3 separate regions of the Homo sapiens genome follow, and regions 2 and 3 are each linked to region 1. Evidence: chromatin contacts called from ENCODE Hi-C data. All regions are on one chromosome and are shown on one strand. Each heading gives the region's core, a stretch centred on a gene start or an enhancer-like site at or near the end of the contact. The rest is flanking DNA. Distances are from core to core; before and after follow the strand shown.

Region 1 (3,324 bases), core at 245-2,744:
CCACTCCCACACTGCTCTCCCCATACAAGCAGGTCACAGGAGAAGGCTAAGGCAGCGAAACCTCAAGTTGAGTTGTGAAGAGGACACATGAGCAGTGATGCCAGCCCGGGGCCACTTGGCTTGCTCTTCCCAACCCAAGTCCTCCCCTCTCCATAAGTGTCCAGACAAATGGAGGCACTGGGCCTTTTTATCTTCTATAAAGGGGTGAGGCCAGGTGGGGGAAGACAAGTCCAGAATGAAGGGAAGGGGGCTTCGAGGGGCTTGTCCCATCTCCCCAGACCTCTCCCTGGGGAGTTTGATTCCAGCCTAGCCCTTTCTGGGAGGTCTCCACCCCTCCCTGCCGGCCTCTAGTACTGGCCTCCCAGGGGCCAAACGGGGCTCCGAAGGCTGCCCACCCTTGTGAGAATGTGGCCTGGCAAAAGCTCGGGAAAGGCACCCAGGCTGGGCCAGGCCGCTCAGGGCCCCTTGCCCGCCTGGGGCAGCTCAAGGACGGGCAGGGCTGTGTCAGCAGAGCTCCGCGGGGCGCGGAGGAGGGGCCGGACGCCTGTTGGGGGAAGAAGGAGCCGCCACCAGGCGGAGCCCCAAGACAGAGCGGCTTGGGGCGGGGGCGTCAGGACGGCGGCGCTGGGAGGCTCCTCCCGGGCCCTCCTCATCGCAGTCAACACCATCTCCCGGCTGGGTGCTGGCGGGAGGGGGTTCCCAGGGCGCTGGGATTACAGAGGCCGGACACCATGCTCCCTACCCCTGGGGCTCAGAGGGATTAAGCAGGCTCAGACCCTACTCTGCTCCCCTCTCCTGACCCGGCCCCCACCCGCCGGGAAAACGGAAGCTGGCAGCGCGGCCCGGGACAATGGCAGCTTTGTCACCGCGGCTACTGGCGGTGCCAGGGCCGGGGCAGCCCTGGACTTGGGCGCTGGGGCCCTCCTCGGCCTCAGTGCCCCCGGCCCAACGCAGGTAGGGCGGCCGGGGGTGTGGGAAGCGCGTTGCGGGACGCGGCTCACCGTGCGTGTAGATGTTGCCCAGTTCGTTGTGCAGGTAGAAGAGGCTGCGCAGGCAGCCCGAGCCGCTGCTGGCGGGCCGGTACCCGGTCAGCACGAACTTATTGAACTGCAGGTGCGGCGGCGAGCTGGCCCAGTCCAGCAGGCGCGGCCCGGCCAGGAACGCCATGGTCCGCACCGCGCGGGCAGCCCGTGCTCCTGCTGTCCCCGAGCCTCCTCCTCAGTGGGGCCGCAGCGCGGGAAGGCCCATCACTGCCTGGCGCCCGGCGCCCGGCGCCCACCCATCGCCCTGCGCTCGATCGGCGCACGCGCTGGCTAGGGGGTCCCAGCCCGCGCCCCTCCGGCGCTGCGCACGCGCGAGTCCGTCGCCCCCGCGCCGGGGCGGAGGCTGGGGACGCACCGGACGCCTGAGCGCACTGCGGTCGGCTCCGCCAAGGCAGACGCGCCGCAGGGACAGCTCGCGGCGGCGGCGGCGGCGGTGGCCGGTAGTCTCTCTGCAGCCAGGAGGACGGGCGCGGCCGGACGCGGGAGGGGACGCCAGGCTCCGCCCAGGCTCCTAGTTCCCGCCGGCCGGCCAGCGTTTCGCGCGCCGGGCTCCTGACGTCGGCGCAGCGAGAGCCAATGGGCGTGGCCGGCGGGGAGGCTCCGCCCCGAGGCCGCCCAGGCCTCGCCTCCTAGCATAGTGTGCGCGCTCCCAGCCTCATTTGCATGGGGTGGCTGTGGGCTTGCGACCCAACGTTCTGGGTCCTGCGGGCTGCGCTAGAGTGACCCTGGCACCTCGCGTCCCTCAGAACTGTGCATCCGGGCTTTCCGCGTGACACCCAGGTCTCCGTACCTTTGGGCACCCACCCTCGGGGGCATAGTCCTGCCACCTAGCCCTACCCTGCAGACGGGGCTCTGTCCAAGGTGCTGCCGGACGGGTCCGGCCTACATCCGGTACGCCCCCGCTCCAAAGTGATCTTTCCGCAGGCTGGACTCCCGAGTGCAGCAAGGCGCTCCACGGTACCCAGGCCTCTGAAGGCGTGCCTCACGCGCCCGCAGCCGTCGGGAGAGGCCCTATCCTTCGCGCTAGGCTTCTCGGAGCGTGGGCCCGGCCCAACTTGCTCCCAGTTATCGCCCACAAGGAGCACCCTTGCGGGGCCCTACCGAGGATAGACAGGAAACAGATTGGAGGCCAGGGGAGCAAAGTCGACCTCCGCCCCGTCCACCCTGAGCAGGGACCGGGAAGGCACCCCTTATTCAGCATAACGCTGCCCACGATCCTCCTCCCCTTCCACCCCCCGCCTTCTACAGGACTCCACCCACCCACCCATCTGTCTGTGTTCTAGGTCCTTCTCTGCATTCCAGGCAGCTCCACCAAAGTCTGCGTGCAACGCCCTTCATTTGCATGGACACACGCAACCCTCGGCGTTTGTATGGTCATTAACATGCTCCTCCCACCACGGAAGAACTTTCGAGGCCCGTACCAAAGTAGATCCTTTATTCAAAATCTGTGGGGGTTTTTTGACTGTTTTTGCTGACCTGTGACCTCTCACTGAGGACGGCAGTCCAGGACCACCCCCAGAGGGGTTCAAAGACCTCCGAAACCAGAGACCACCCCCACATACAGGTCCATGGAGAGGGCCTGGACCATCTGGACCCCCACGGTCAGGCCAAGTCCCAGATAATAGCACCAGATGTTTCCTGTCCGACTTTTGGTCTCCCCAAGGCGACCAGAGGCCGAGCTGCCCCTACACAGGCGCAAGGCCGAGGCAGGGCGCAGCACAGCATCTCAGGTGTCCATCTCGCCGGCGGCGGGCCCAGCGGACCCTCGGGGCCCAGAGTCAGAGAGCGGAGATGAGCGAGCGCAGGGAGCTCTGGCTGGAGGCACTCAGAGGCCGGTAGCCCGCGGCAGAACCCTCAGCCTGGGGGTCCCCGGGGGAGCAGGGCAAGGCCACCCCTCGGGGCTGTTGGTACCACACAGCCCAGCTTCTCCTGGGGCCCCTGGAAGCCCCCAGCGCCGGGGGCCCTTTTCCCGGAGCCAGCAGACAGCTCCTAGAGAGGGAGCAGACATCAGCCGAGCCGGTCCAATCCCGCTGCAGCGTCCTGCTCTACCTGCGATCCCGCGCGCGATCCTGTGCGTGGACCCAAAGCCTCGCTCCCTTAAGAACCCAGGAGTTCCTTCCTAGCTCTGTTCCCTTCTGGGGCTCCAGCTCCCCACCACCGGTCCGCCCTCAGGCCCTGCCCCAGCGCCCCGCACCGTCGGCGCAGCGGACGCAGCAGCCCCAGGAGCAGCAGCAGCAGCACCGAGACAGCCGTCACCGTCGAGAAGACCCGGGCTGCGGGC
Region 2 (3,411 bases), core at 593-3,092, 290 kb before region 1:
GTGGCCGGTCTGGCATTAGTTGGGAGAGGGGGGAGGGGGTAGGAGGGAAGGAGGGAGGTCTATGCCTATGAAGCTCCTGAAATAAGAAACCTGGGCCGGGCGCGGTGGCTCACGCCTGTAATCCCAGCACTTTGGGAGGCCGAAGCGGGCGGATCACGAGGTCAGGAGAGCGAGACCATCCTGGCTAACATGGTGAAACCCCGTCTCTACTAAAAATACAAAAAATTAGCCGGGCGTGAAAATTAGCCGGGCGTGGTGGCGGGCGCCTGTAATCCCAGCTACTCGGAAGGCTGAGGCAGGAGACTGGCGTGAACTCGCGAGGCGGAGCTTGCAGTGAGCGGAGATGGCGCCACTGCACTCCAGCCTGGACGACAGAGCGAGACTCCGTCTCAAAAAAGAAGAAAGAAACCAGATGCATGTGCCTTCTTTGAGCCAAACCATTACCTCTCTGGCTCACAGCATGTTACTAGATTTGTTCAAAAGGAAAAAACAGAAGTTTCAGCAACCGTACTCTAGGGTTCTGAGGGGGCAGAGTTTGAGAATCCTTGCTCTAGCCCGCCTCTGCTGATTATAAGGGAGAAAACGGCAGTGCTGCTGTTAGGCTGATGTATCTGTTCCTTTCACAGCTTTGGTCATAACTGGTAATTACCATTTACTTGTTCTCAGCCTCCTTGGAACAGCGATCTTGCCTGACACGTGCACCCTCGCACGTGGCACAGTAAGTGGGACACATTAGGCACTCGGAAAATATTTGCTGTAAACATGAAAGAAGGGCGACAGGCTAATAAAGTGTGGAAGGGTTTTGGGGTCAGCACAGCCCCGGGACGTCCCATCCCCGTGGGCCGCGGGCCGCCCGGAATACGACGACTCCACTTGCCGGCGCTGCTCCCGGGATACCAGCGACAACAGCGGCTCAGTCCCGGCAAACGGCGCGTGGCCCCTCCGGCGAAAAGCAGCTATAGGCTGTTGCGGCTGCCAATCAGACCAACAGAGCCGCGACTCGGAGACCTCTGGGAGACGTGGGCCCCCGCTAATCCGCCCTCCAATTGGCTCGCGTGCTCCCGGGGCGCTCTGGGAGATGTGTTTCTGGGAGTGTTCCGCGCATGTGCATGCGTGAGGGCGGGGCGTCGGGGTCGGGCTGGAGTGTCTGTCGCGCCTTATGTGGGCCCCTCGGCAGAAGACGCACTTTCGGCAGAAGCCGCACTTTTGGCAGAAGCCGCCCTGGGTCCTTTCCCTCCCGCAGGCAGGCCGGGACCCCGGCGGGAATTGCGTGCAGGTCGGGTCTCGCTTGACCCCAGCGCCTCCCCGCGTCCGGGCACACTGCGGACAGTTCCTTTTTATTCTCTACCGCTACTTCCTCTTTATCTTCTGCCGCTCTTTCCACACGTCTCCTCCCCCAGGCCGCTTCCCTTTGGGGCGCCGGGCCAGGGAGGGGCTGCCGGACCGGAGACCCCGGACTCGCGCCGGTCTCCGCTCGGGCGTGGGGTCCGTGGGGCGTCGGCGGGAGGGGTCCTGGAGGAGACGGCTGTGCCGGGGCGGGACCCCCTGTCCTCTTAACAGACGCGCCCCTGACAGTCGTGCCAGTCGCCGCCCTGGGCTTTGGGGACGTCCGAGGACGCAGCTGGCGGTTCCTCCCGCGGTTCCCGGCACTGTTACTTCCCCGAATTCCCAGAACAACCCATTTGATAGGAAATGGAAACTGAGAAAAATCGAGTAATTTACTCACGTCACACGGCCACCAGATATTTGAATCTCGTATTTCCCACCACTTCGTGGCTTCCAGGCTCATAAACAAGAAGTTGCAAAACAGGGTGAGGCGTGGGAATGACAGCAGCACGGGGCGGGGAGTGGAAGGGCGGAGCACCTTAGAGGGCAGGATTCAGCAAACGGAACCTCAAAGGAAACAGTGTCAGTGCTGCTGCTTAGTTGGTAAGAAAACAAAGGGCCGGGCGCGGTGGCTCACGCCTGTAATCCCACCACTTTGGGAGGCCGAGGCGGTCGGATCGCGAGGTCAGGAGTTCGAGACCAGCCTGACCAATATGGTGAAACCCTGTCTCTACTAAAAAATACAAAAATTAGCCGGGCGTGGTGGCGCGCGCCTGTAGTCCCAGCTACTCAGGAGGCTGAGGCAGGAGAATCGCTTGAACCCCGGAGGCACATGTAGTGAGCTAAGATCGCGCCACTGCACTCCAGCATGGGCGACAGAGTGAGACTGCGTCTCAAAAAACAAACAAACAAAAAAAGGGAGTAGCTGCCTTCCAGACACAGTTTTGTTATTTTTCTGCCCCTTTCACTAGCCTGTCAGCCCTTTGGTGGCCGGGGATTGCGTGTCCAAAGCCTGGCTGCTAGTCAGGTTCCTATAAATATTGGTAGGACAGAGCGTATTAAAGTTTTTATTTTAAGATTTTTAAGCACAAGAAAGTTGAGAGAGTAACATGAATACTCACGTACTCTCCACCTAGATTTAATAATCAGAAAAAATTATGTGTGTAGGCCTTTATTTTTTACAAACCCTCTTGTTTAACGTTACCGCCTTCCAAATGAAGCTCATTGGTGAGTGGTGTGGGGATCTATTCAGAGCCCCATGACTGCAGCCCTTCAGCAGGGTTAAGGCCACCTGCCACACCCCACTTTGGGAAGCTGGCTTCCTCTCCTCTCCCTCCGTTTCCAAGCTGCTCAGGAGGTGCCCTCAGAAAGATCAGTTACAATTAGTGTTATCTGCGTAGGGGACTGGGCAGCAGATCTCATTGATCTGGGCTGGGATCGGCAGGTGGGTTGGTCCAAGTTGAGAGGGAGATCCTGCAGAAGCTCTTAGCTGCTGCAGGATTCAACACTAACTCCTTAAGGTAGCAACAAGGGCCCTTTGTAAAATCTGGCCAGAAACAGGTATCTTAGATGCATCTTCACACCCGCCAGTATCCAGTCTACCCTTATCATGTCAGCCCTGCTTTCAGAATCACCCAGAATCTGACCCTTCTGCCTCCACAGTGGTTCAGGGCCCTGCAGTCGCTTTCCTGCATTGTGACAATAGATTGCTTTCTCCTCTCTGTTTCCACCTTTCTCATCTCTTGTCTCTTATGGAAGCCAGAGTGTTCTCTTTTCTTTTCTTTCTTTTTTTGAAACAGTCTCACTCTTTCACCCAGGCCAGAGTACAGTGGTGCGATCACAGGTCACTGCAACCTCCGCCTCCCAGGTTCAGGTGATTCACCTCAGCCTCCAGAGTAGCTGGGACTACGCGCACATCACCACCACACTCAGCAAATTTTTGTATTTTCAGTAGAGACGGGCTTTCACCATGTTGGCCAGGCTTATCTCGAACTTCTGACCTCAGGTGATCCACCTTCCTTGGCTTCCCAAAGTGCTGGATTATATGTGTGAGCCACCGCGCCCGGCCCAGAATGTTTCTTTTAA
Region 3 (3,620 bases), core at 525-3,024, 470 kb before region 1:
AGAGATAAGCACAAACCAAGAAGGGAAAGATGACTACGTGAACACCACAGTGACTCAACCATGAACATCTCCTTTACTTACACCTTCATATACAGGCTATTAGCTCTTCTTCAACATATATGCTTTGGACTGGTCTAGCCTGTAGGCAAGTTTGTTCTTACCATTCTTCCACCTGTCCTGGAAGCACCTTTACTGGGACTTCACAGCTACCTCTTTTGTGATCCATCCCCACAAGGTCTAGCTCTTAGTTAGCTGTCAAGAGATATCATTTGTGGCAGATACTGCTAGTTTCTTATCTAACTTATTTTCCACATCTCTTTTTTTCATTTGTAACAAAGCCCTAATTTTGTGCAGGTAGATTATCAAGGGAGGCTAGGTCCTTCCCCTAGTGACAGGGGCTGAAGCATGATGGGCCCCAAACAATTATTTATTCTTGGTAATAACTAGTTTAGGATGGGTACATGACACAATACATGTCTGTATATTTTACCTGGATTCTATTGTCAACGTTACCAACATGCTTAGGGTGGCAGAGAAGCACTGGGACCTTGATGTTGTCACTGGGCCACCGAATTAACCAACCTGTAACTGCTCTTTGAACATCCTTTCGGTGGGTTTTCTGTTACTTGTAGCTGAAACTATCCTATCAGATATTCCACAAAATCACATTACCTAAGTTGTCAAATCTCCTAATATTGTTTTAATAACCATGCAGCCATTCATTAAGCTTTTAGATACAGGAATGTGCCTGGCACTGGAATAAGGAAATATGTTGAGACTTTTCAGGCTTTTCTATCAAGGTACCTATCATTTTCGTCTTTTTTTTTCCCCAAACACCTTTATAAACTGGCAATTTCTTTCACTTACATTATCTTATAATCTTTGAAATTACCCTCTGAGTTAGCCCAGAGAGGCACTCTGAGCTGTTTGCAGCTGAGGAAAGCAAAGTTGTAAACTGGCCAAGATTACCAACCAATCAGTGGCAGAGCTTGGGGAGGAGCTCAATTTTCCAATTCCAAATGCCTACACCAGGGCACTCCCTCCTCCCCCAGCACACAATAGGAAATGACTGGCTCTAGGGTAGGCTGCATGTGAGGTATCCGGGGGCGAACAACGTCCTGCGACGCTAACCTATGGCTCTATTCTCGCGTGGGATCCTGTGACTAGGAAGCTGAAGCAGCTCGCTTAGGCTGCAGCTGCGGGTACAATACGTAATGCCTCTATAACACTTTGAGTCAGAGTCCAGCAACCTGGCCTACACCGATGTGAACGTTGTGAACGTACACAAAGATACTCCTTCATGTTCCACGGCCCCACCATCCGCTCAAGACACAAAGGACAGCTCAAGCCCAGGCTAGGCCCGAACCCCCGCCCTCTCAATCACCTTGCTCTGGCCAGACCGAAATTTCAGGCCTACAGGGCACTGTTGGCCGAACCCACATTTTGTTACCGATTTTCTTTCGAGTTCCGGTGTCTCCCAGTCTTCTTTCTGTCCTTCTTCTCGGAAACATTACGTCCCCCTGGGGTCACCCTAAGACTCTACTTCAGCAGGCAAACAGGCCCGGAGCTCACGGAGGAGACCCCGCCAGCGGAAGCGGAAATGGTTGCTTAGAGAAAAGGAGGAAAACTACCTCTCGCAGCTGCCCAGTGGCTACAGGTCCTCGGTTAAGGTGTTCAATTGGTCAACACAAAAGAAGGACTTCCCCTTCGGGAGAACTTCGACCAATCAAAGGGCAGGATGGCGGAGAGGGCTGAGGGCGGGTCGCTTCCGGCGGCTTTTCCCGCAGCTCCTGCGTAAAGGAGCATGAGAGCGTGGGAGTTTTGCAGTGGCCGTGGCGTTCTTCGTCGCGTCTCGGTCGGGCGTCGCTTTCTGCAGCTCCTGTCAGGGAGCGCGAGGCCTGTTATTAACCGCGGAGCGGTAAGTGGGCCCCTTTCGAGGCCGGGCCAAGAGGAGGAGCAGTCGGCGTAGGTTTTTAAGGGGGGGTTCGGAGGGAATCGAGGGAGGCTAGGGGTAGTGGAGGAACTTGGCAGCGGAATTGGTCCCTTTAAGAACTGTTCTCTCCCCCCGCAGCTTTGTCACGAAGTCCCTGTGGCGTCTTGAAGAAGGCATTCCCCACCCGCCAAATGGCGTCCATGCCCCCGACGCCCGAGGCCCAGGTGAGTCGAGGTACCTTTTTCGTCCAAGTTTATTGCTGCTTTCGGTCTCTGCCTGACCCCCTCCTTTGGAGGAGAGTTGGGCATGCCTGTTGTGGTAGGAGTGCTCCTGAGCCCCAAATAGCCCTTTGACCAAGTGTTCTTCGTTCCAAGACCACACACATAATGGTTTACCAACTTCCTTCTTTCAGAACTACCAACTGGGAGCAGGGACCTGTGGAGGAATCTCTGAGAGAGTTTCTCAATGTCTTATCTGTTTGTTTTGTTTTGTTTGGAGATAGGGTCTGGCCTTGTCGCTGGAGTGTTGCTTGTCTGGCTGGAGTGCAGTGCTGATATCATAGCTCCGTCTGGAACTCAGGGAATCCTTACGCCTCAGCCTCTCGAGTATCTGAGAGGCGCGCATACCACAGTGTCTGGCTACTTTTAAAAGTTCTTTTTTTTTTTTTTTTGATACAGAGTCTCGCTCTGTCGCCCAGGCTGGAGTGCAGTGGCGCGATCTCGGCTCACTGCAAGCTCCGCCTCCCGGGTTCATGCCATTCTCCTGCCTCAGCCTCCCGAGTAGATGGGACTACAGGCGCCTGCCGCCACGCCCTGCTAATTTTTTGTATTTTTAGTAGAGACGGGGTTTCACCGTGTTAGCCAGGATGGTCTCAATCTCCTGACCTTGTGATCCGCCCGCCTCGGTCTCCCAAAGTGCTGGAATTACAGGTGTGAGCCACTGCGCCCGGCCTAAAACTTCTTTATGGAGATGGAGTCTTGCTGCTTTGCCAAGGAACTCCTGGCCTTCAGCTATCCTCCCACCTCGGCTCCCCAAAGTGCTAGGATTAAAAGTGACTTTCTGGAATGGTTCCCAAAATTACAGATTTGGTACTTCTCCAATTTGAATGAATTTTTAAATTAAGCACATTTCTAGACTCCACACTCGTTGAGTAATAATAAATCCCAAGTGATTAATTTATCACACCGTTAGAGAAGGTGGGGTAGGCCTGGATGAAGTGCTGGAGTGAGCTTAGCAATGAGTGTCATGGGGACGAGAGGAAATAGCAAAGGGAAGGATGTTGGGAGAATCCTGTAACCTTTATCTCTTTATGATTCTTCCTGGGCTGCCCAACTTTCTCCTTTTCTTTTCTTTTTTTTTTTTTTTTTGAGACAGTCTCGCTGCGACGCCTAGGCTGGAGTGCAATGGCGCGATCTCGGCTCACTGCAATCTCTGCCTCCTGGATTCAAACGATTCTCCTGGCCCAGCCTCCCAAGTAGCTGGGACTACAGGCGCATGCCACCACATCTGGCTAATTTCATTTTATTTTAATTTATTTTTTGAGACAGAGTTTTTTTTGTTGTTGTTTTGTTTTTGTTTTTGTTTTTGAGATGGAGTGTCGCTCTGTTGCCCAGGCTGGAGTGCAGTGGCACGATCTCAGCTCACTGCAAGCTCTGCTTGAGACGGAGTTTTACTCTTGTTGCCCAGG

What was found. Hi-C counts contacts between places; a loop is a spot of excess contacts on that map. Pooled maps may share reads with other maps.
Region 2: a pooled map shows a loop between it and region 1 (7-fold over the local background). The contact joins the promoter of LINC00921 here to the promoter of PAQR4 in region 1. A Hi-C loop is called at or near these places in 6 of 50 pooled maps.
Region 3: a pooled map shows a loop between it and region 1 (4-fold over the local background). The contact joins the promoter of ZNF597 here to the promoter of PAQR4 in region 1. A Hi-C loop is called at or near these places in 3 of 37 single-sample maps with no recorded cell type and 5 of 50 pooled maps.

What each region holds. Positions count from the first base shown.
Region 1 is chr16:2,967,518-2,970,841 of GRCh38, reverse strand. PAQR4 (progestin and adipoQ receptor family member 4) reads right to left here and starts at 1,494. Exons shown (of 3, transcript NM_152341.5): 1 at 1,002-1,494. The coding sequence starts at 1,167. It overlaps KREMEN2 (kringle containing transmembrane protein 2), which reads right to left. Exons shown (of 9, transcript NM_172229.3): 8 at 3,238-3,316; 9 at 2,462-3,032. The coding sequence ends at 2,822. RefSeq lists silencers at 490-629, 900-1,019, 1,050-1,099, 1,110-1,279, 1,310-1,729 and enhancers at 1,990-2,069, 1,523-2,512.
Region 2 is chr16:3,262,199-3,265,609 of GRCh38, reverse strand. LINC00921 (long intergenic non-protein coding RNA 921) reads right to left here and starts at 1,842. Exons shown (of 2, transcript NR_033904.1): 1 at 1-1,842. RefSeq lists enhancers at 862-931, 1,082-1,181, 1,622-1,781 and a silencer at 1,422-1,601.
Region 3 is chr16:3,441,658-3,445,277 of GRCh38, reverse strand. ZNF597 (zinc finger protein 597) reads left to right here and starts at 1,774. Exons shown (of 4, transcript NM_152457.3): 1 at 1,774-1,918; 2 at 2,072-2,157. The coding sequence starts at 2,125. It overlaps NAA60 (N-alpha-acetyltransferase 60, NatF catalytic subunit), which reads right to left and starts at 1,598. Exons shown (of 8, transcript NM_001083601.3): 1 at 1,441-1,598. RefSeq lists an enhancer at 1,365-1,514.